Linked DNA regions of Homo sapiens: all the other regions are linked to region 3. Evidence: chromatin loops called from intact Hi-C (ENCODE). Cell type or tissue: heart right ventricle. All regions are shown on one strand. Each heading gives the region's core, and the rest is flanking DNA. Links, peaks and the distances in the headings are about the cores only. Region 1 holds the start of SLC17A6-DT (SLC17A6 divergent transcript). Region 2 overlaps GAS2 (growth arrest specific 2). Region 3 holds the start of GAS2 (growth arrest specific 2).

Region 1 (8,244 bases), core at 1,447-6,446, 330 kb after region 3:
ATTTTTTCATGCTGAGCCCCAGGTAAGCAAGTGTTCGCTTTGTCTTACCTGTAGATCTGGCCGAGTGATTTTCCAGCAAAATTCTTTAGCCCCTCTTTTCCTGGGGCCAAAATCCTTTGTTTTACGGATTCCATTCTTGCAAAGACTGTTGTCAGTTCTTGCCAGATTTAAATAGTGATTGCTAGGAAAGGCGAGGATTGCGCATATTGTCTTAATCTCTTAAAGTAGTTGCGGGCTTTTCCTTCTCAGCAGAATGGTAGTGGCTCGCCTCCAGCAAGAGTGAGAGTGAGAGAAGGGAGGGAGAGTGAGAATGAGAATACAACAGAATAGCTGCATGCAACCCACGGGTTTCCTAATAGGAGAGTTGGTAGACACAATCAGAAAGTCTCATTGGAAGGGGAGGATCCGGTGGCAAAGAGCGCAAGCAGTGCCACGGTATTTGGGTAGATGCGGTTGAGTCCTTTTCCTGGAAGTCGGTCAGCTGAAAAACAATGTAAATTCCCGGTTTTGAAGACTTATTGCTCTCAAATCTGATGGCTTTTAAACGGAGGGGCCGGAATATCACAGAAGCCTTGGGAACAGCAAAGTCAAAAGAATGGTACTTTTAAAAATGGTGTCTTTGCTGTAAGGAGCAGAGCATATTCAAAACTCATGGGAGCATCTCAGGTCTCAGGTGAGCAATGCTGCTATTAGTTTTTCCTCTCTGCCCATGATCTCCTCCCATCACGCCAGCGTAAGTCTGCTCTGCGGTAGAGTCAAATTAAGATGGAGAAGGCTTGCTGCTCTTTGAGGACGTGAGTAAATAAAAGATACACAGTTCTGATTTGGGCAGCCTCGGGGAAGATTTTTTTTTTCAGCGGCTGACAGCGCCCGTCTGGGCGGGTCTCGGTACAATGTTTCAGCACCACGGACAGAGTAAGTTTCAGGAATAGGGGACTCTTCTTTTGGCTAGCTAGGTTGCCAACTTTCTAGGGGAGCTGGGCGGATCGCCCTGACCAAGGACCATACGGGGGCTCTTCAGGAACGGATGCTATGGAAACCATTGGGAAGATGTCATCATCTCCAGAGTTTGCAGGGAGAATGGTGCATTTAGCTCTGCTAGGGAAGACAACTTTATTAAAAATTCACAAGTTACTTCTAGTTTGCTACGTTTTGTCCAGCACGCTGATGCCAGTATTGCAGGGAAGAAAGATTTCAACATATTTAACTTATGCTTGTGGTGTTCCAAGACACCTAGGCTCCCTTGAATATAAAATATGTGCACACAAAATACATAATTACATTGTTCATGTGTTTGTTTTAACTCCTGACAGGAAAAAGATGAAAGAAAGAAAGGGAGAGAATGAAGAATAGAGGAAAGGAGAGATAAAGAAAAAGAGGTGGGAGGTATGGAGAGAAGAAAAAAGAATAGCTATAAACTCAGTGAAGTTGATTAAATAAAATACAGTTAATTTAATATAAATTCCTTGGAATTTTAAGCATCTTTATTTAACTAATTTACAATACACTACTGAAATACCAATATACTGATGAAATATGTGGCTATACCTTGTGCTTGCCAACAAATTGTAATTGATAATTTAAAGATTTATTTTTAAAAAGATTTATTTTAATTTACATATATTCCATTCAAATCTTATTTTATTTTTCTTTGTATGTCCTTCTCCTAAAGCATAAATTTTGAAAGACATTCATGTAAGAGTTTTGGCTTTATATATACAGGTACAGCATCAATGAATTTATCTCATTAAGCAAGCAAGAAAACTGCTAGATTAATGTAAATTATTAATCTCTTTCACATGAATCACAAACTTCTTAAGTACAATTCAGGCCAATGCTTACAGAACAGACTGGCCTTGAACCACATTTTCAAGGTCAAAACCTTGGATGTCACATAAGCCAACAGAGGGAGTCAATTTTACTTAGGATCCTGAGACAAAATCTCAAAAATATGGATCTAAATTGAGAATCAAATAAGAATATTACCTGAATAGTTCAAATGATATAATGGCTATGTATTCACTGAATGGATAGCTGGAAAAAAATGTCAAAGTAGCTAAAACCATCTGCCATTATTAAGTTTGATAGTTGTCAAATTATTTCCATTGTGAAATATAATAAAGAAAAGGATAATGAAGACATTTTTATCTTTTTTGATAAATTTGTGTTAAAATATGTATCTTCAATAAAACAGTGAATTTAATTTTTCTCTAAAACCATGGGATGCCTCAGAATACTATCTATTTCTCAAGATCAAGTATAAGGAGACAAAAAAAAAACCCTCATTAAACTATTTCCTTGCAAAAAAAAAAAGAAAAGAAAAAGATTAAAAGATTCAAGCTATTCAGGACTTGACTTATCTAGGTGTTTTCAAAATATCTGTATTTTTCAAATCTTTAATAACTAAGTTCATTAAATTATATTTATTTAGAGATATTAATGATTTTGGAATTCTGGGAAGTTATACAAAAAAATAGAATTTACAACAAATATTTGTGAAGCTGGGGTGATGATATGTAAATGATTTTCCTAAGCACTCCAGCTTAAGTTGCACCACAAATGACTAGAGATCTATCTAAACCATCAGTAAACATGATAGCTAAGTCTCCAATACACAAATATGAGGGGACACTAAGCAATATAAATCCAACACAAAAGCATTGTTTTTAAACAGTTATATTCACCTTTATTGAAATGAATGTCATCCTCCTCTCTCTTCCACTCTCTTGATAATAGGGTGAGCAACTGAATCAGAATAACTGGTAATATTGATTTACTCATTCTAAAAATATTCATTGAGTGTCAAGAATAATACTAGATCTGGGAATTCTCCCTGAAATATCTCACAAGCTACTTGGGAGATAGACACAAAAATACAATTTCAAACAATTATGGGTGAAATTACACAAGTTAAATAACCCAGCCCGGGAGTGAAAATGTCCAGAATATATTTCAAGAGACAATGTTTTCTTGTCTGTCTTAATAGTTAAAAGAAATGTAGTTCTATAAAGATGATGGCAGCCCAGTGGAGTTTGGCAGGGTGGAGTGGTGGTATTTGGATAGCACCCTAGCCAGAAGGGGTGTATTTAATGGTATTTTCATAAACAATGAAAAATGTTATGTGTGGAAAATTACAAGAAACGTTACTAGACCACCTGCGACTGAAGAATGTCATTTAGGCTGGCTTTAAACCCATAGCTGCTCCCAGTGTAAGAAACATATATTCAGACACCATTTGCTAACCCAACAGATTTTCTTCATGAGTGGACACAAATTGCAAACGCTGAACGTGTACTTTTGCAGCCCTAAATTCATCAGATTTATCTTTATGCAAAGAAACACTAGTAGTTATATGTAAGATATTAATTTAAGCATATCAGAAAAGGCTTCCTTTCTCTTGACACCCTCCTTTATCCCCAATAACTTACATCCAATTATAACAAGTCCTGAATTGCATTATTAGACCACTTTTCTTCTAGGGGAAGAATTGTCCCTCTTGTCAAGAACTGTTAACAATAAAAGGAGAAGTTTTCACTGAATATAACTAATATAATATGTGTGCAATATTACAATTTATGAGTAGCTTTTATTTACATGATAAACGTATTTATTCCTTATAATTATTCCTTAAACTAAAATAGTTGTATTCCCATGTTATTGAGGAGGAAAGTGAGATTTAGTAATTACCTGAAGTCATGTAACTGGTGATGAGAAAACAGCTCAGGTTAGAGGAGTTTCTCACAGTTTAAGGTCTTGTTAAAATACAGATTCTGATTCAATAGGTCTAGAGTGGTGCCCAAGATTCAACCACTGTAACACGTTTCTACAACTGCTTGCCTAAGGATCACATTTTGAACATCAACATCTCGGAGTATGAAATGTGAAATCAGTTTACCTGAGTTTGGGTCCTGGTTCCACTGATTATCATCTCTGCAATTTTGTATCAATCATCGAACACTAATAAGCCAGTTTGCTTACTGGCACAAATGAAGGCTTGTATCGTGTGGTTTCTATTATCCTTTCTGCTTGTAAAATTTTATGCCTTTTCATGACTTTAGATGAAAAGTCTTTAGATGTAAAAAGATGTAAAACTTATTTTCTTTTGTTTCTCCCATCCTAAGTTTTTTTTATTATATTTGAGTTAAATGATTAATAATAAACTGAAAAAATACTAATATGTAGAAATGTGCTTTCTGAAAGTTCTTTTTACATATTTAAAGAAGAGTTACCTTATTTGTTGTTTCACTATATGTATACACTGAGTTTTATAAGCAATTGTTTAAATAATTGTATCCATACTATTTTTCAAGATGTACATAAGGTATTAGCCAACAGCAATGTAATAGGTTTCTATTTGTTTATATCCCTGTGGGAGGAAATACTTTTGAGTAATCATTTAAATGTCTTGCAAATGTTGCCCTCTGGTGGAAGGATATGTTAATATTTTAGAGACAATTGTGGTCCTTAATTATGCAATTACACCTACTGTTTTCTCTCTCTTTCTTCTTTCTTTCTCTTTCTTTCTTTCTTTCTTTCTTTCTTTCTTTCTTTCTTTCTCTCTTTCTTTCTTCTTTCTTCTTTTGGATATTTGTTAAATTAAATCTACATCTGAAACTATAAAGTCTTTTTTGTGGGCAACACATTTGCAGTTGTCTTAGTACTAAATGTATTTAGAAATAAGTTGATTGAGAATCCCCCAGTTAACCAAAAAACTAGTACTAAAGGAAACTTCACTGTATTAAGATTTAGTAATGGTGTGGTAATCACATAGGTAAAAATGATATACAATAGAATAAATTGTGATAATTTTATAAATATTTTGAAATAGTAACATAAATTTGATGTTTTGCTCCCTATTACCAAAAATACAAACATGTTTTAAAGGCATTCTATTTAAGATCATTCAAAAACTATTTCTGTGGTATTTTTAAGGCAAACTGATTTTTAAGAAATACCTCAAGTACATACCTCAAGGTGGTGGTGTGCATCTGTAGTCCCAGTTACTAGGAAGGCAGAAGTGGGAGGATTGCTGGAACCCAGAAGTTTGAAGTGCATCTGGGAAATATACCCAGACCCCACCTCAAAAAGAGAAAAACGAACCTTAAGGTGACTGTTTCTGAGGCTATTTTGAATGCAACATCTTCAGTTTATTATTTCAAAAAATATTCACTCAATAGGTATTTTTATCTACTGTTGGCTAGGCCCTTTTCTGGGATATAGTAAATAAATGGACTCAATACAGTTTTATAGCTTTTTATATTATATGTAGAGAGTGGACATTCCTAAAGACAAAACTGCTTTGAAAAGCTTTTTTACAGTATGGCTTTATTTGACTTTGAATTCCTAAGTAAATGTTCAGCCTAATAATTACACACTTCTTTCAGTTCGAAGCTATACAAATAAGCCCTAGAATTCATCTGTGACTTTTTTCTTACCAAGGGTTTTTAAGCAGACAATTTTTAGTTCAGCTTTATTTGATTTTACTTTGCAGTGTTAGCCTCAGAGACAATTTCTAAGAAATTATCATTATATAATTTCCTTAGAGCTGGAAAGAGAAGAAATAATTCAGTTTGTCTTAAAAACGACAATCTGTGCACATAGCCCAATACTTTACACTGCTATATTTAGTGGCCTGGTGTAAGACGTCTTTTGACTTCTCTGTGAACTGTCTGATTAAAAAACTGGAAGCAGGAAGTATTAAATAAGCCTATATTGTTACCTCAAACATATATTTTAATTACCAAAAACACATGTATGTAGTCATATATGCAATGTTTCCTTTTCTCTGTGCATCTACTCTGTATTTATAATTTACAATGAGAAAAGTGTATACATCTTATTCTACCCTTTTATTTCTGCATTAATGGGAGAAAATAGCCTTAATTCACTACAGGCCATTGTGCCTTGGGAAAATTAAGATTTTAAAGTGAATGGAGAACAAATGCTGCTCCTCTAATGCCAGAAAAATATTTCTAACTTTGAATTCCACACTATACACGTAGAGCAACATGATAAATTACAGAAAGACTTTGAAAGCATCAGTGTCTTCAACTCTAAAAAAAATTCTTAAAGTAAAAGTTTTAATTGTATACAGAAAGTTTGAGAAAAATCTAAGAATAGAAAAGAACTGCAAATCTGTAAAGGAAGTAAAATAAATATACACTTCAGTATGAAGGAGATCAAGGCAGAGACCACCAGGACGTACGGTGTTTTACAGATAAATAAATAAATTGAATGACATGACAAAACATACCTAATTGAAATGTCTATCTAGGTCCCATAGGGATCCTATTTTGCCTTTACCATCCTAGATTACTGATTCTCTTCCTTTGGCTGCCATACATTTTGTTGTCACAAATGGTAAAATACCATCTTCTTTGAAGGAAGGCTTCTAATATTATTGAAATTTCCCACTTGGCTATTAGCATCTAGGAAGTTTCTGTTTAATTTCACACTATTTTCTAAGTTACTTACTCTACTAGAGGCAGAGGGTGGGATGGTTTCTACTTCTATAACATTTAGGGTAAAATTTTCCAAAGCAAAAAATCTAAATACATAGTTTTGGAATAGAACAGAACATAAAAGATCCAGAATATTTCACCGCTGTAAGCACAAGCTAATTATAATTTTGAAGAGGTAAAAAAATATATACAATAGTAGTCACTATTAATATTTCCTAACTGCTGCCCGCTAGTGGTAAAAACGAAAAATATTTATTTGAGTTAAAAGGCAGACCTACAACATTGACTTAAATCATTTGAAAATCAGTGGGTAAACATGCTTCCCATGATATTAACATTGTATGTGGCCTTTTTTCCTAGTACAAAGAAGAAAAGGTTGCTGATAAATCACTGAAAAAGCGTGCCACCACTTATTCTTTTGTGCCTGCTTGTGGACTTATAATAATGGTAAAGACACCATTATACTGTGGTGAGAAGCATACTGGGCAGATCTTATTGCATAGCATGAAGAGTGTTTGTTCACTCATTGCAGCTCTTTTGATATTGAGTGCTAATTCATTCAATTCGTTCCTTATGGAGAAACAGAGTCAGAGGTCTGATCAAACGACACTAAGTCCTGCTAACTAGACTGACTTTTCAAATTTTTCAGCCAATGACATTTTTCTGTTAATATTTCAGCCAGTTTGAGTTAAGATATCTACTGCTTGCAAATGCGAACATCTTGATATATCATCCTTTAGATATTTGATAGATGGATAAATGAATGGAAGAAGGATGGATAAACAGAATCAAAGTTTAGAATACAAAGTTAAAACACTGGAAAGAGGAAAGAATCATGTAAGAGTAATTCTAAACCAAAGTATTAGAAAGAAAGAATAGGCCCAGACAAAAGAAAGCCTTGAATTTTAGGGTTAAATTAAATTTTTATTTAACATTTCTAAGTTATGACTATGTGCCCGGTCTTTGTTGAGTACCAGAGAAACAGAGATAAGTAAGTCACAGATCTTGCTCTCAGAGAACTCAGATTTTTAACTAAGAATGTAAAACTTTTCTTATGGTCAATTGAAAAGTTTTTTAAAAATGTATAAGCAAATAAATAATTTGCTCAAGGACAGTAACATTCTTAGAAGTTTAATCAGGCAACTATGTGATAAATTGGGTAGAGAGATGGAGGCAGGGGTTTTAGTTCAGAAGATGACCATTGCAATAGTCTGTGTGTTAGCTGATAAAATATTTTTTAAAATTACTATTCTTCCCCATATAATGATGAAGCTTTCAACTCATTCAGGGGTGGGGAAAATTACCCATATACACACAGATGGTACACAAGGGCTGGAATTAGAACACAGGTCTTTTGCTTAAATCAATATGAAAATCGTAACTCAAATAATATTGGGAAATTGCTTCTGTGGGTTCATTTGATTTATAATAAGGATATTTGCTTTATCCTTAGCCCACTCTCCTATTTCATCTCTGTTATAACACCAAACATTAGGAAAAAAATTAACACACTTATTTGTGAGTAGAAAAGAAAAAAATGTCAATGACAAATGGTATCAATCAGCAACTCTAACTCATCCTACATTTTAGCCCAAGGTAGAAGATGCCCATTATGTAAAAATATCCTCCTCAGGGCAGATGATGCTCTCATGGATCTGATATGATGGACTCCTCTTGAGTTGAAATTTGTAAGCAAATGGACATTTACATTTTTACCATTTGTATTATTCTTTTAGAGAAAGTCTTTAAGGTTGAAATGGATCTTAAAACAAAATCAGAACAT
Region 2 (8,244 bases), core at 1,016-6,015, 110 kb before region 3:
AAAGAACAAAATCACATTATTATTATTATTTTTTTTTTTTTTGCAGCAACATGGATGCAGCTGGAGGCCATTACCCTAACCTAACTAACACAGGAATAGAAAACAACGTACTGTATTTTCTCACTTATAAGGGAGAGCTAAATTCTGGGTACATGTGGACATAAAGATGAGAACAATAGACACTGGGGACTACTAGAGGGGAAAAGGATGTGGGGGCAAGAGCTGAAAAACTCCCTGTTGGATACTATGCTTACTACCTGGATGATGGGTTCAAGTCATACCCCAACCTCAGCACTGGGCAATATAGCTTTGTAACAAACCTACACATATACTCTCTGATTCTAAAATAAAAGTTGAAAAAGAAAGAAAAAACACAGTACTTTCCAATTGGTTCACAACTAAGGAACCCCTTAACTTTATTTTTCTTTTAAACTTCTGGTTTCGAAAGAAAAATAATGATAATGATGCTACTACTGCTTCTGTTGCTGATGATAACTCTCCATCATTAAGAGGCTGTCCTCTCTAGCTCTCACAACAAATCTGTCTAATTAATACTATTAATCCCCTTTATATAGATGAGGGAATTCATTCCCACAATAGTTGCATAACTTACTCAAAGTGACAAAACAGTCAGTACCAGGGTTCCATCTTACAATTCCTTCCAATATTTGCATTATTTTTCACACACACAGTGCTGAAAGACTTTATCAGCAAATGTTATTCATTAGTAAATAACTTGGTCCCCATTTTAACTAATAAAAAACATATACATGAAATGCAGACCATCAACTGATTAGTATAAAGAAACAATTTTTATATTAATTTGGCCGAAAGCATGGTATCTGGTGAGTCCATGCAACATAGCCATTGGTAAAGGTTCAAGTTCCATTGTCTTTCTAAAACACTGAAATTAGCCTATGAATCCCAATTTTTATAAGCACAAGACCCAGGGATCTAGACAGTCCTAGAGGGGAACTGCTTTGTTACATTACAGTATCATAAAAAACAATTCCAAAAAATATAATATTTTTTGGACCTTATAATGTGTTACACCGAGTACCATAATAAACCTCAGGGAGTTTACCCACATTATCTTTAGCTCCAAACACAGACTAACAATTATGATTTTCTTTCAATCAAGGTTCCCAGTGAAAATCTATAAGTTGTTAAAGAGGTTACTAATCTCTTCCTATAGAAAGAAAGGCACCATAACCATGCAAGAGATCATGAGCACTGAACTTGTTTCTCTCAGAGAGAAAAATTACAAAAGAGAAATGATAGATGGTGCTTGCTAGAAATTTTAATTAAACCTGTGAATGAAAAGTCTGAATCAGGCTGAGTGGCAGCTGCACTCATACATGACCTGCTTCAGTAGCAGAGGCGGGAACATGTCAGGAAATAGATATTCTGTGAGAAAAGCCATAATACCCTTGAGTTTCATTTAATCTAACTCTCCACGTGGCCTAGTTCTGAAGGGCCTTCTAGGAGACCCCCCATCCCCACCTCAGTGAATAGCTCAGAATACAAAGAAATCTCCTCTTGGTTGCTAAGTGACCATAGAGTGTGGACCACAGGATGTCTGTAGTGTGTGTGGGCTGTCCCTTGTTTGCCAAAGGACAGCAGACTCTGCCACTCTGCAACTTCCGGTTTTGCTGCAGTAATTAAGCAAATTGTCTGCCTCTACTCTGATCTGCTTTTTTTCTCAGGTTCTCACCTCTTAATCTATCTAGTCTGGGGGGATGTTATGAGGTCAAATGCCCTAATTCAGAATGCTTTGCTTTGTAAATGGTCAAGATGCTGTGATTATCTTTTTAAAATTTATGAACCACATTTACTTTATCATACTTTTTGAAATTTACAGACATAGAAGGCTGATTGAATTTAATCCTGAATCTAGGATTAAGCTGTTTCCAAATCAATACATTTCATCAGAAAAACATTCTATTCCTTATAAAAGCCATCTTTTTCTCCATTTTTTTGCCTGAGACACAGAACCACCTTGGACCATATGTGTCTGAGACCTACCACCAGTGATGGCAAAGTATTGAGCTGGAGTAACTGAGTCTGTGGGGACTTCAAGGAGCAGAGTCATCAAACCACTCTGGAATTTTATGATGAAGAAGCAATCTTTTACCTTCTTTAAGTAACTACTGCTTGATTGGTTTCTGCTACTAATAGAAAAATCTTACAATCTTTTTTTTTTTTTTTTTTTGAGACAGAGTCTTGCTCTGTTGCCCAGAAAGAGAGACAGTGGTAGGTCTCAGACACATATGGTCCAAGGTGGTTCTGCTCTGTTGCCCAGGCTGGAGTGCAGTGGCACGATTTCGGCTCACTGCAGCCTCTGCCTCCCAGGTTCAAGCAATTCTCCTGCCTCTGGCTTCTGAGTAGCTGGGACTACAAGTGCATGCCGCCACGTCTGGCTGATTTTTGTATTTTTAGTAGAGACGGGGTTTCTCCATGTTGGCCAGGATGGTCTCGATCTCCTGACCTCGTGATCCACCTGCCTCAGCCTTCCAAAGTGCTTGGATTACAGGCATGAGCCACGTCCAGCCCTCATAGCTAATCTCAACCCTAGCTAGTGAAATTACTTTTCTATTTTTCAGAGTTCCCCAACTTCCCAAAATCCTGTATTATGTCTAAACAGTACCTGTTTGTTTTAGCTCAATTCATTTGATAAATAAATATTAAGCAACTCGTATATACTACGCAATGTACTAGAGAGTACACCACACTGGGAAGAGAGCAACAATCAACTCCGAGTCAACTCTTAAGGTCAAAAGCGTAAAGAATGGAAGAAAACACAGCAAAGATTATGACATCATGAATGTCATGAAAGAAAATTACAGGGTGCTTGGGATCAGTATCCCTTAAAAGGGAGACCTAATCTAACAGTGGCCTAATTTGGGGAGGAAGGTTGGTTGGTTGTAGGACAGGACATTGGGAGTAACCACTAAAAAAAATTAAAATGAGATGTTAGAAAATGGATAGAGAAAGGAGGTACATTCCAGAAAGAGTTACTGTAATGCTTTCTTTTTGTTTGTTTGGTTTTTTTTTTTGTTTTTTGTTTTTTGACACGGAGTTTCACTCTTTGTTGCCCAGGCTGGACTGCAGTGGCACGATCTTGGCTTACAGCAACCTCCACCTCCCAGGTTCAAGCAATTTTCCTGTCTCAGCCTCCCAAGTAGCTGGGATTACAGGTGCATGCCACCACACCTGACTAATTTTTATATTTTTAGTAGAGATGGGGTTTCACCATGTTGGCCAGACTGGTCTGGATCTCCTGACCTCAAGTGATGTGCCTGCCTTGGCCTCCCAAAGTGCTGGGATTACAGGCGTGAGCCACCACGCCCAGCTGAGGCATTGTATTTCAAAAGGCCCTTGAACAAGAAACAACACACTGTGTTGAAAGAAGGGAAGACCAATATGGCTACAGAACAAACAAGAACTCAGACATAGGTGTGGAGGTGGGCACCATCCCCACATTTTCACTCTATTCTCTATTGTCTCTCCATCATCTCCAAAACTAGGGAGATGGGCACAAAATGAGGGCGATGACTAGGACTCATGAAGAAAAAAATTCCAAGACCCATTTTTCAGAATTTTTTTGTGGGTGGAGAGATAGAATTTCAACCCACACAACAGAATCAAAGTATTCCCTGATTCTATTTTTTTTCCTTTATTTTAAACCCAAAAAAGAAAAACACTGAAGAGAAAAAAAAAAAAACAAAAAACTTAATGGGATCATTGTTTTGCCCTAGTTTATGTAAGAATGAACAGACCAAACTAAAATATGCAAGTCATCCCTTTCAACAGAACACTTCTTGTTCCCCTCTGTTTCCATTCCTTCTCATTTACAAAAATAAATAAATATATCCCCCTTCAACAGAAGCTGCCTTCTCAGAATTCTGTTTCCTACATAAAGAAATATTAATGCATTTCACAGAACAAATGCACACATACACAGTTTCAACATTCTTCATGGCACTTGGAAAAGCCTATTAACAGGATTAAATAAGGCATAGAGGACACTAGAGGGCATGTGACCCTTTTAAATCTGCTATGATTTCTACCTACAGACTGACAATTAAGTATTACATTTGTAGGTGTGCATTTCCTAAAAAATCTGCTATACTGCTCCTCAAATAAGCCAACTTTTGCACTTGCTCTTCCTGTTACCTCTAAACTGCTTTTCCCGCTCTTCGCAAGCCTGGCTCCTTCTCATCATTTACATCTCACTTCAAATATCACTTCCTTGGAGAGGCCATCTCTTCAAGCTTTACCCAAAGTAACCCCTCCTGAACCCTATTATTCTACATTGAATCAAATGTTTCCTTCTAACATTTATTAGAACTCAAAATTACCTGTATATTTGCTTACTGAGAAAGAATCTGTCTCCATCAGAAAATATACTCCTTAACAGCAGGGACCTTGTCTCATTCACCACCCTATTCCCAGGAGCTAGACAATAATTTATGGAATATCGGCTGAATGAATAATCAGCCCTCTAAAACTGAGTAGCATTATAATTCACATTATAGATGAGTCACAGAGATTTTAAATAACTTGATCAAGGTTATATAGCAAGTGGACAGCAGAATCATTTGACCTGAGAAAACTCTTTTAAGCTGGAAAGATTACTTTTCAACTAAATTTTTTTCTAGGGGAGGAGTAATTTGTTTTAAGAAATCATTATTTTCAAAATTCTAGTTTCTTCTTCGCCTCTTCCCTCTATTCCATTAATAGCCAATTAAGTCTACCCCCAAAATACCACTAACATTGTTCATCATTTTCCCATTCTCTCTACCATTTTTGTGAATGCACATAGCATATGAACAACTGAAATAGCCTCCTAATTGGCAGAATTGCCTTTGGTTTCTTTCTGCTCCACCTACAATTGTATATACAAACCTCTGCCAGATTAATTGGCTTAAACTTCAATGTACCATGCTATTGCTCAGTATCTCCAATTGCCGTGTAATGCCTTCAGGTTAAAATGCCAAAGTTTTTGGATTTATCAAGGCCCTCCAACAATTGCCCCCAACCTACCTTTCTTACATTATTCCTGCTGGAATTCTCTACATAATCTCCAATCAAACTAACTGTATTCATTGTTTGAAGAGCCCTTGAGTTCTTCCTATTCCTCTGCCATGCTTACCCTTTAAAATGGTGCTCTCAAATTAAAATCCCACATACTTCTCAGGACACTGGTGAATTTCTACCTTCTCTTTGAAAGCTTTCCAGATAAATCTATATCATATTGATCCTACTTGTCACAATTCATCAGTGTCTAGAAAAATACCCAGCTCATTATAAGTACTCAGCAAAATTTTGTTGAATGAATATGTACTCTAAATAATGCTGCTTCATGGAACTTTTCATTTTGTCTTATTTTATTTGTGTAATTAACTCTTGAGTCTTTCTTAAACTGATCGTTGAGGTCTGAAGCCATGGCTTCTATCCAGTTCCTTATATACAAGAGGTAATGCCTATTGTCTGACAGATTATTCCACATGCATCAACCAAGGGAGCCAAATGGCACAGAGTATTGTTGATAAACTTGTACTCTTTAATTTGTTGTATGGCTTAGGATTTAACAACAACTACAGTACACATAAAACAACTCGTCTTACAAATCTTAGAGAGATCACTTGAGATTCACAAGTACGCCTCTCCTTTTCCTTCAGCTAATGTTTTCCATATAGGAAGTTTTTATGCATTGTGAAAGCAAATTATCAATCTGAGCCACCTCCTGTTGGACTCCTAGCTGCACTCTCTTTTAACTTTCCTGATCCTCATAAAATGGTAATTCAATAGTTATGACATGCCAGCTACAGAAGAATGCCAAGCTGAGAGGCCAGTTTAGAAACTAACATATAACACTGTCCACACACTTCAGGTCAGCATACAAAAAACATACACTAACCAATGTTACATTTTCTCAAGGCTAAGTGAATCTCATCATTTAATAAATGCCATAGAAATTCAGAGGAAAGTATGAATTAAAGAAGGCTGGAACTTTTGAGAAAGATATTTTCTGAAACTCTCTTCAACTACAGGGCAACAATTGTTGAGTCCAGGTACATGTCAGCATGTTCTATATGGTTCCTACCTCCTATAAATGTATAATATGTAACTTAATTTTCTTAGCTTTATATAAAATTTTAACAGAAAGGTAAATAGATGATAAATAGATGATATTGACAACTTGCTCTTTAATCACTCGGACACTGATTTAACTCAATCACAAAAAACTCTTGCCCAATCACTCTGGCCGAAGCTGCCACAACTACTGCCTTCCATATTATCCTGTTCTATTTTCTTTCTTATTAGTAGATAAGATGAACTTCCTTATTTAGTGATCAATGTCAGGGGTCAGCAAACTATATGGTTTATAGAACAAATCTGGCCCATACCTATTTTTGTAAGTACAGTGTTATTGGAACACAGCCACCACGCAAATTCATTGCTAAAACAATAGAAGTGAGTAGTTGTAACAGAAACCATACACCCCACAAAGCCTAAAACAGTTATATCTGGCCCCCTTGGTCTTTATATTTATTCCTGTCTTCCCACTCCCAGAACATAAAAACCTGACTATTTTGTTCACTGCTCAATTCATGACACCAGTTCCAGGCACATAGTAGGTACTTACTCTCTGCTACTGAAAATCAACAGGCACAATACAAGGTAAATAAATTGTGTTAACGCGTACCCAAAACTCTTAACTCAGCCGTACATCTGGAATCAATGCTTTCTGGGTATATTTGTAATGAACTCATGTAAAGAAATTTGTAAATGGCCAAAGAATGCTCTGGAAGGATCTTGGCCCAAGGAACAGTTTTAATATAATGTCTTAGTCTCTATGAAAGGCTTATTGTGGGCAGAGCTCTATATTTTTTACAGTTCTTCTATGCTAAACAAGCCATGTACTAAATTACTAGGCAGACCTGGAACTGAGAATCTGAATAACATCTGGAGAATAAGAGCTTAGGGTAACAAATTTCTAAAAACTTGTTGATAGGAGCACTAGTCTGTGCTTTTTATTAATTTATTTGACTCTTGTCAATTGATATTACCCGGAGGTTTTTTTTTTAAATAACAAACAAACAAACAAAAACTCATTACAGTGGTAAAATGTTAAAAGACTATTTCCCATCATTCTCTTTTAGTTTCTGTGAGTAGCCCACAATTTTATTCTACATAAAATTCTCACCAAAGAAACCACTCATTAACAAGCAGAAATTCTGACATTTTGAAACCCGACCAATTCCTCCATGCCAGGCAGATGTATCAGAATAAGCCAAAATCAACATGTTGCTTTTCTGTTATCGTTTGCAGGACAAAGATAAACTTAACGGTGTTTCAATTTTAAATAACCAAGACACAAGATAGCCTCACACAGTAGATAATAATATATATACCTGGAATTTCAAGAGGTAGGTCCCCAGAATGAGCTGCCACCCTCTTGACCTCCACACTCTCCAAGCCAAAACGGTGGAATGCTCGTCCTCCAACTTTATACCTTTTCAATTCATTATCTGCACTACAGCCTGAATGATTTAAAATGCAATCTACTCATGTTTCTCCTCGTCTAAAAATTATTTAGAATCTTCTTATTGCCTTCAGGAGAAAGCCAAAGCTCTCATCATACAGGTAGCTCTCCATGAGCTGGCTCTGTGTGTCTGCCTGGCATCATGTCTCCCTTGCTACACCAGCCTCTCGTTGCCCACTCCTCCTTTTGTCCTCAACTCTCAAGGCTGCACTTCTACAGTTCTGATGAGGTCTCTCTCTCTCTCTCTCTTCCCCTCATCTCCTCCTCTGTTACTTCTGGGCCTTTTTGTATGCTGTCTCCTTTCTTTCTGATTCTGGTTGAAACACTTTCACTTCTACTTTGTTTAGCCAACATGTGCTTATTCTTTGAGTCTCATCTCAGACATGACTTTCTGCAGATACCCTTTCTTGACTCTTGAAATCCAGATTAACAGAAAAAAAAAAAATCACGATAGGTAAACTCTACTGGCAACTTCAACCCCAAATTTAACCAGAAGAAATGTACTGCATGAAAGATTCATGAAAGGAAAATATCTACCTTAACTCTGCTGTTAAGTTGATATCTCCTCAAACATAATCTCAGTTCTTAAAGTCAACATACCAAATACTGCCTTTAGTACTTGCCCAGGCAATTCAGTTTTGGTCTCCCAATCTTCAAGCACTTTGCTACCAAAAAAATCTAGGAGTTGTTAC
Region 3 (8,244 bases), core at 1,708-6,707:
TATGACCAAGATGATTTCTGGCTTATCTCTAGGCTTTGCTGACATGTTAGAGAAAATGCATTGCAACATTACATAGAAAAGCAACTGGAAAGACAAAAAACATGAAATGATATACACTTCTGTCGGCTATGAGATTTCACTTAGAAGCCTGAATAATGGATAGAATATTGGAACTGGAATCAGAAGTCCAGGGTCAAATAATAGGTCCACTACCTAACCATTTAGTAGCTACTCTATTCTAGTCATATGAATTTTCCTCTTTGTACCTGTGTTTTCTACTATATACAACGGAGGCTGAAAACTTAAAGATAATTGTGAGGATTAAATATTTGTGCCAATGCTTGGCATATATTTAATATTCGATATGTTTTTTATTAGCAAAATAGAAATGATCACCATCAGAAATGTGCCAAAATAAAACTTCTATTGACCTATCCCAAAACGGAAAGCAATTCTGTGACAAAATAGGAATATTTTATAGAACTCTAAATAATTAAGAAAAGACAAAGGACAACGGGGAGAACAAATAAATGTATTAATGATACAGTAGATAATGGATTATTCCAAGTTTTCTTCATATGGAGAAGAATGCTGCCCCTAAGATGATGATTAATCAGTTAATAGGGAAATGCTATATACCTCTCAAAGTAAGTGTGAGAGGACATCACTACCACCACCCCATCTACACACACAGACTCAACTGTGAACATTGAAAACAATGAATCCTAATCAACCCACAGTCAAAGGTCTCCTCCCTAAAGGTAATCTTTGCTGTCATCTGCAGCATTGTTCCCCACATCTATTCAGTTTCATGTGTTACAGGTGTCAAACACTGAGGAAATAGTTTATTGGTCAATCACGTTACCTTTTAAAATTAAAAATAAACAGTGCTCCAAATCGAATACCCTTCCAAAATCTGGAAAGAGAAAATGCCATTTTCCTAGCTGAACTCAAAGAATAAACCACCCAGGAAAGTTCTAGATATCTCTTTCATCATTGTGAGTTCTTCACTCTTTTGTGATTCATTTTGGCTAATTAATAGTATCTCACAAAATATACATTTTCAACCAATGTCATGGATACAAAATCTTACTCTAAAGGTCTAATCAGAAAATAAAGTCCACAATTTCAACAGAAAGGCAATTTCAGACCTCGTAATGGGACCTCCACCTTGGGTTCAGTAGAGCAACTTATCCACAAATTGAAAAGCACCAAACATAAAGCAAAATGACACTTAATGGTAGTTTATCTAATTCCATAATAAAAATCTTTAAATTGAAAGGAACCTTACAATAACGATATATTCAAACTCCTCGTAATTAATAAGGGGTTGGTAGCCTAAGAGGATATTTTGCCCACAGTAACAAGACTGTTTAGTCATAATTATTAAAAGTATCCTACTCAGCTCTTGTGATCCTTAATTTAGTGTAGTGCTGACTCTCTTTTAGAGATCTCTTTCTTATCCCACAGTCCCATCTTGATTTGTCTTGGGTGAAATGATGGTGTAGTTACAAATAACAATTTCTTCTCAAATCATGATTTAAAAAAACCTGAATGGGAATTGATTTTCTATATTTTCATGTTGTTAGGGATATTTTAAAGTTTTAAAGAAATCATACTAAAACATCCTTCCAAACAATTTAGCATAGGTTTTTTTAACCCCTACCAGATTAGCTTGGAACATAATTAAAATAGAAAACCATCTGACAGTCTAATGACAGTCTAATGACTATTGTTAACAATATTAACAACTAGAATATTTAAGGATTTACATCAAAATTTTATCTAAGTTGAGAAAATTCTTTTCTGTTGTTTTAATATAAAGATTTCTGTTTTAGTTAACTATAATGTAGTTAAGAACCAGCAGGGTTCTACATTCTGTGGAAATATATACACATATGTGACATGGTCTCACATAAAGGAGTAAAATTAGCAAAGTTTTAATTGTATTGATGCTGAAAACATTTAATACAGAAACTTACATAAGCCTCTTACTTAATTTTGACAGCAGATTATTTTCTACTGTTACTCCAGTTCATTTCTCTAGTCAAAAAACATTGAGTGGAAACCTTCCTAGTTGCTCAGGTTTAAAGAAACAGTTGGATCCTGTTTGGACCTTAATATCAAAACCACAAAGATACCAAACCAACCTTACAACATGCCCTGCAGTTTTAAACAAAAGTCTCTCTGTAAACAGTTACAGCCTCATCATGCCTTCTCAACCAAGGTAACTTAGTTTTCCAAAGTTTCCCTGAGTCTTCAATGCAGACTTCCAGTCTTGAAGTAAGATTTCTAAGTAACACACAACATACTTAGGGTTAATATAAGACCAGGTATTTCACCATACTCGAAAGTTTGAGGTTTAACTGAAGTTTCTAACCAAGATGCTAAAAAATTCCAGGGCAATCACATGACCTTTTGCACCTGGTGAAATATTTTTTTGCCATGTGAACTTATTTCCCAGTAAAGCACAGTCCATAACACCACAGCATAGTGTTTAGCAATAAAGTAATGAAATAAACCCAAACTTCAGTAGCATTCAGGCTGAAATCCAAGCTACCTTTTCCATGTAAGGGACCATTCAGGCAGCCCTGTGCAAAGTCTCCAATGTGCTTTGCAAAGGCACACTGTCCCATGCCTCATCCATCTGTCCCTTACCTTCTCTTAGGCAGTCAAAACCCAGACACCCATGTTGGAGAGAACCACCAGAGCCACCACCTTCACCGCAGTTAGAGGAAAGCATTCCTTGAGAAGGAGTTCATTGATCAATATCAAAGACAGGCTGGGCAAATCAGACCCCAGCTGCAGTTAATCAGTGTCCACACTGCTAAGAGTTTGGAGTAAAGAAGCACAGGTCTTGTTCTCTGCCTTGCCTCTGTGAATCTCAGGGGATACGTGGGGAGGAAAAGTGGACTTCCTCTGCCAGGCTGGTACATCCAAACTGTCTAAGCCTTTATTTTAATACTAGGATGTCAAATGGGTGTTCCTGTGCACAAGCAGATCTTATTTCCTTGGCATAAGATCTCTCATACACAACTGATCTAACCTTGTTGGAGAGGGTTGGAGGAGATAATTTTATAAGAATAAAGTTTTGCAAACTCTTCACTGTAAGAAGATCACGGAGGTGAGAGGATGAAGATGAAGAAGATGGAGAGGGTAAAGACTGTGATTTCAAAAAGGTTAACTGGGAAAAGAATTAACAACCCTCCCCCAACCTCAATTGTTTTTAGAATGTAGAAACAGAATCTGTTAACCCTCGCTTTTGCTCCCTCTTCATTCAAGACAATGGAAACTTCTTCGGATACCTGGGCTAAGTTAATGGTAATTTACCATACTGAGTTGACAGAATTTAATTTTGCCAGTATAAATAATGTCTCCAAAGCAAAATTGCCTCCTTTGTTCCCCAAACAATTTCAGATTCCAGTCTCAACTTTGGACTGAACAAAAAGAACGATACCACGCAAAATCTCCCCAAAGTGTGTTGATATATATCGGCTAGCGTTTGTTTATTCACATAAAACTCAATTTCATCAAACTCATCAGACACAGTGAGTATCACCCCAGATCACACATGTGGCGCTCTTTCCTCCCATCCTGGCCTCAACGACTCAAGTAAAACATTCAGGATCAGCCCTTTAAGACCATTCTGGCTCTATCCCACCCCACCATAACAGACAATGCTGAGCATGCATTACAGATACTCTTGTGCACGAATGCATATGTGTGCATTTATAATCGATGTGTTCATTAAAAATCCTCACTCTGTCCCTGGTTGGCAGAGCCACCCCAGCGGGCTTACGTGCTGCGGTTGTCCGGGGTGTTCCGCAATAGGGATAAGGAACACATGGTTGTTTCCAGAGAATCAGAAAGTCACCCCCTGCAGTGAATACCCACTCTTAGAGAAAGAGCCTGTCCAACTGTCCGCGGCTCTTCACTCTTCCCCGCCTCGTTCCTGAGGTTATTTTTTAATGACCTCTCCCCTCCCCCGCCGCCCCGGGTGCAGTAGACAGGCAGGGGCTCCCGTGAGCCCCGGCTGCGGTGCGCGCACGCTGCGGCGGCGTTGGCGCAGAACTGGGCCAGCCAGTCGTGCTCACCCCCGCGTCCCGAGCTGGGCTGCTGGCGGCTCTCAGAGGCGCTTGGGCTCCGGGCTGGGCTCCTGCAGCTTCTCGGGGCCGGCCCCCTCCAGGCACAGGTCCTGCAGCAGCCGCTCCCCGCACCCCACCAGCCTGGCGGCAGCGGCAGCAGCTACAGCCGCACTACCCCTCTTCATACTTCTCTGATGGCTCCTTTTAGTGCTGTTTGGGAAAACGATTTTTTCTCCCTGCCAGAAACAGATTTCCTACATTTCATCAGTCCTCATAGACCGAGCGGAAGTAAAATGCTTACTTTTTTTGGTGGACGCAAATGCAGTTGACACTGATTTACCCTTCAAACGGGGAGAGATTGTATTACAAGCCCTTGGCAGCAATTCCGAGGTTGGGGCCAAGCTCCAGCCCCCTCCTTGTCCCCCAGACACTAACCTAAGAGAGAAAAGGTGGGGGCTGGGGAGGGGATCATATTTAACTCTAGAGGTTTAACAGAGTCAATAGCTTTAGCACAATATTAAAATTGGGTGTTGGAAAAGTTTTTGCTTTCCTGGCCAGTGATTTTGCAGACGGAGGCACGAGCTTTCCAGTAACTTCGGCCACTCTTCATTCCAAATTGAACATTTTGATGTCTTACAATTCTCTTTAAATATCAGATTTTTAGAAGAGGCTGTACTCACGGCTGTTTTTGCTTTACCAAAGGAAATACAATTCCACCCTTCCTTCTTTCAGCCTCAGCTCAGCATTATGTTGAATGTCAGAGACAATTGTCTCCAACTGTTGTTTATTAGTACGTGTATTCTGAGATGAAACGTCTTCCATGAAGTGGACAGATGTTCAAGTGTCTGATTCACCTCTAATGCGCGGGGACCGCTTGCTGAGTGTGCTGATCCCCACAGGTTACCACCTCCCATGGAGCATAAATAAAATGTATTACACTTTTTATTTTGTTTTGTTCTCATGTTCATCAGTTTCATGTATATTGCCATCCAATGTTTACAATGGCAGTGGTACAGGTATTGTGATCCTTGCTTGGATACCATTTTTATAATGATGAGTTACCTAGCCCCACTCCCAAATAGAAACTACCTGTACATCCACAAGCTAAATGATGTGGATGATTTTAGATATAATTTAAAAAATATTCACATTTCACCTTTATTATTGCCATTATCTGGCAGAAACTGCATCAGTTATTTGCTTCTAGTGGCAATACATTTAATAAAGAAGAAGAGAAAACCGATTGAAAAGTTTGGAGTCCTTGAACTCCGAACTTTTTATTTTAGTTCAATTTGCTTTTGCAGCTATCAGGTCCACATTTCCTCCTTAGCTTTCTAAAAGAAGGGAAAAATAGTTATTCTTAATTTTAAGGAGAAACAGCATTTTTAAAAGGTCAACATAACAGCTTGGATAAACATAAATAACAACAAAACATACAGAACTCATTACTGATGAGTTTTAGTAAACGAATCTGAATGATAAAATTTCTTAAAATGTGATCAGATCTGAGTATTCCTAGAGCCCCAACAAAGAATTTTGAGTGTCTGAACACATACAATTTAGTAAAAAATCAAATGTTCTTGATAATTTTTCCTGATCAAAACATCATCAGCCAATAAATGCTAATTTAAGAATTATCCAAATATGTAATGAGTTCAAAAAATTTAGCACCTTGAACTTTCAAAATCTTACATCCTATTTCTCCCCAGATATGAATATTCTTGTCACATTGTTCATTATTGGTGTTATAAAAAGCTAAGAGTAAGGCAATGTTTTTGTTGATTCAGGAACAATGCTAAATACAGTTTGGGGAAAAAAAGGAGGCTTACAGAGGAATTGGGAAAGCATAATCATTCAAAATTACTCCCTCTCCATGCTCATTTCTTCCAGGTATTTTTTTTTTTGTCTTAAATTTTGCATTATGTCAGATCCTCTGTCTCTCAGAAAGAGCGAAAAGAAAAATACGAGAAGAAATAAATAATGTGTTTTTTCTTTCATTAACATCTAAGAGTTGTACTGAATATTTTTTTTGGTGACAAAAGAGAAGTAATACAAAAGATTTCTGAAGAGACACGGATACAGTGTTTTTATTTTAATTTTTTTAGCATATGTAAAAATTCCCATTTGATTTTTATCTTGTTTTTCAAAATCAATATTTCTATTTATATATTCTGATCACTCACTGATATATTTGTCAAAGATAATCTTTTGTCTAAGTATTTTCTTAGTTTAGTGTGGACTCAACCCAAACTGTTCACCTTAGGAAAATGTAGTCCAACTGAAGCAACTATAGCTTCTCTAATGTGAATGCAAAGGAAGCAAATACTTCAATAAGATGAAAAATGTTTAAATACATCCTTGAAACTTAACACCATTAAAAAGAAGTCAAGCCAGATTTAAACAGTTTAGTTTTTATTTTCAAGTGATCACAGTTAGAGGACTTTAACACGGGAAATTTCTGCATTACTATGTGTGTCCCACATTCTAAACTTTCAACATTGTCTCAAACATGAATTTTCTCATTTCTCTAATAAATACTTTTTTGAGTTTAAAAATGATCAATAAAACACGTTATTTTTCCCTCCTATGTAGATAACTCTCCTTTTCTCTCTTAGTCCTTCTCCCAAATGAAAATAATATATGTAGTACTCACTCTGAAAAGTGAAGCAAACCTTCAATAAATGATTGAGGTTAGAGGACACTTTGAGAAAAAATTAAATAACACGGAAACAGCCACTGGGTTAAATTTGGTAAAATAAATTTCCAGAAGTGACCAAGAAAGACTTATATTCCTAAACAGCTTCAAAGGAGCAGTTAAAAATGACAAAAGACAGCTTGGGAAGCAAGTGAGAATAATGATACAGAAAGCAGTATGAAGACATGCAATGGTATTAAAAAATACATGAAGACATATATTTAATAATAACTTAAATCATTTACTTACATTTTGTTGACATACTTCCTCAGTGAGGTCAAATATGTTTATTTTTCCCAACCTAGCATCTTAGTCTATAATATAAGGCCTTCAATTGACATATTTTGAATTATAGTTTTTTAATGTCATAAGGCAAAGAGAATAAATTTTATAAATCCTAGCATAGTCATTACAAATAGTGTTACGAATAAAAACAGACTGTTTCTGAAATTTTAAACGATAAATGCTATTACTTTTCACCACCATTCATATATAAAACTACAAGGATAAATCAAAGAAATTTCATATGTAAAGTTCAAGGTTTACTCTCCATCTAATATGCAATTTAAAAAATCTATTACTTTACTCTCAGTGGAGAACTTTAAACTTTTTAAGTACAACACAACAGTAGCATAAATATTAATTCCCTCCTGTGCAAGACTCATTTTTTTCTGGCAAATTGTGTTAGGTATAAGCATATGTTTTCTAATTTTTACATAAGAAATAGATTAAAAATCATTTTGTGAAATATGCCATTTGTCTTATCTACTTTTATTCATTTATTTTTTATTTTTTTATTTTTTTTTTTGAGAAGGGCTATTGCAGTGGCGTTGCCATGGCTTACTGCAGCCTTGACCTTCAGGCTCTAGCTATCCTCCCATCTCAGTGTCACGGTAGGTGGGACCACAAGTGAGCACCACTGATATGGTTTGGCTCTATGTCCCCATTCAAATTTCATCTAGAATTGTAATCCCCAAATGTTGAGAGAGGGACCTGGTGGGAGGTGACTGGATCATGGGGTCCGTTTCCCGCATGCTGTTCTCATGATAGTGAGGGAGTTCTCACAAGACCTAATGGTTTTAAAAGGGTGGCACTTCCCCTCTCTCTTTCTCTCTCTCCTGCTGCCATGTAAGACATGCCGTGCTGCCCCTTTGCCTTTCCCCATGATTGTAAGTTTCCTGAGGCCTCCCCAGCCATGCAGAACTGTGAGTCAATTAAACCTCTTTTCTTTATAAATGACCCAGTCTCAGGTAGTTCTTTATAGCACAGTGAAAACAGACTAACACAGCCACCAACTGTGGCTAATTTTTTATTTTTATTTTTTTTTTTTTTGCAGAGACACGGTCCCACTATGTTGCCCAGGGACACAGTCCCACTATGTTGCCCAGGCTAGTCTCAAACTCCTGGCCTCACATGATGCCCTACCCCAACCCTCCAAAGTTTCTGGGTTAGAGGCATGAGCCA

The links. A loop is a pair of places that touch in the nucleus more often than their neighbours do. Peaks named below come from ENCODE experiments on the same cell type or tissue, not always from the same donor. Only the 100,000 strongest peaks of a DNase experiment are listed, where the experiment ranks them.
Region 1: it touches region 3 in a loop (6-fold over the local background); 4 of 110 quality-filtered maps call a loop at or near these places.
Region 2: a loop joins it to region 3, with 4 times the contacts of the local background. A loop is called at or near these places in 31 of 110 quality-filtered maps.

What each region holds. Positions count from the first base shown.
Region 1 is chr11:22,330,424-22,338,667 of GRCh38, reverse strand. SLC17A6-DT (SLC17A6 divergent transcript) reads left to right here and starts at 446. Exons shown (of 4, transcript NR_186351.1): 1 at 446-673. It overlaps SLC17A6 (solute carrier family 17 member 6), which reads right to left and starts at 287. Exons shown (of 12, transcript NM_020346.3): 1 at 49-287. The coding sequence starts at 134. In heart right ventricle, for the core only: a CTCF peak has its summit at 4,414 (motif pointing left); no DNase peak of the experiment used is centred there; H3K27me3 peaks cover 648 bases.
Region 2 is chr11:22,774,526-22,782,769 of GRCh38, reverse strand. All of the region lies in intron 7 of GAS2 (growth arrest specific 2), which reads right to left. Among named protein-coding and RNA genes, the nearest start is that of LINC02718, 51 kb to the left of the region's middle. RefSeq lists enhancers at 1,419-1,468, 1,499-1,548. In heart right ventricle, for the core only: a CTCF peak has its summit at 4,007; no DNase peak of the experiment used is centred there.
Region 3 is chr11:22,662,750-22,670,993 of GRCh38, reverse strand. GAS2 (growth arrest specific 2) reads right to left here and starts at 4,383. Exons shown (of 8, transcript NM_001143830.3): 1 at 4,095-4,383. RefSeq lists a silencer at 4,144-4,303. In heart right ventricle, for the core only: a CTCF peak has its summit at 4,133; a DNase peak (open chromatin) is centred at 4,113; H3K4me3 peaks cover 2,338 bases; H3K27ac peaks cover 2,831 bases.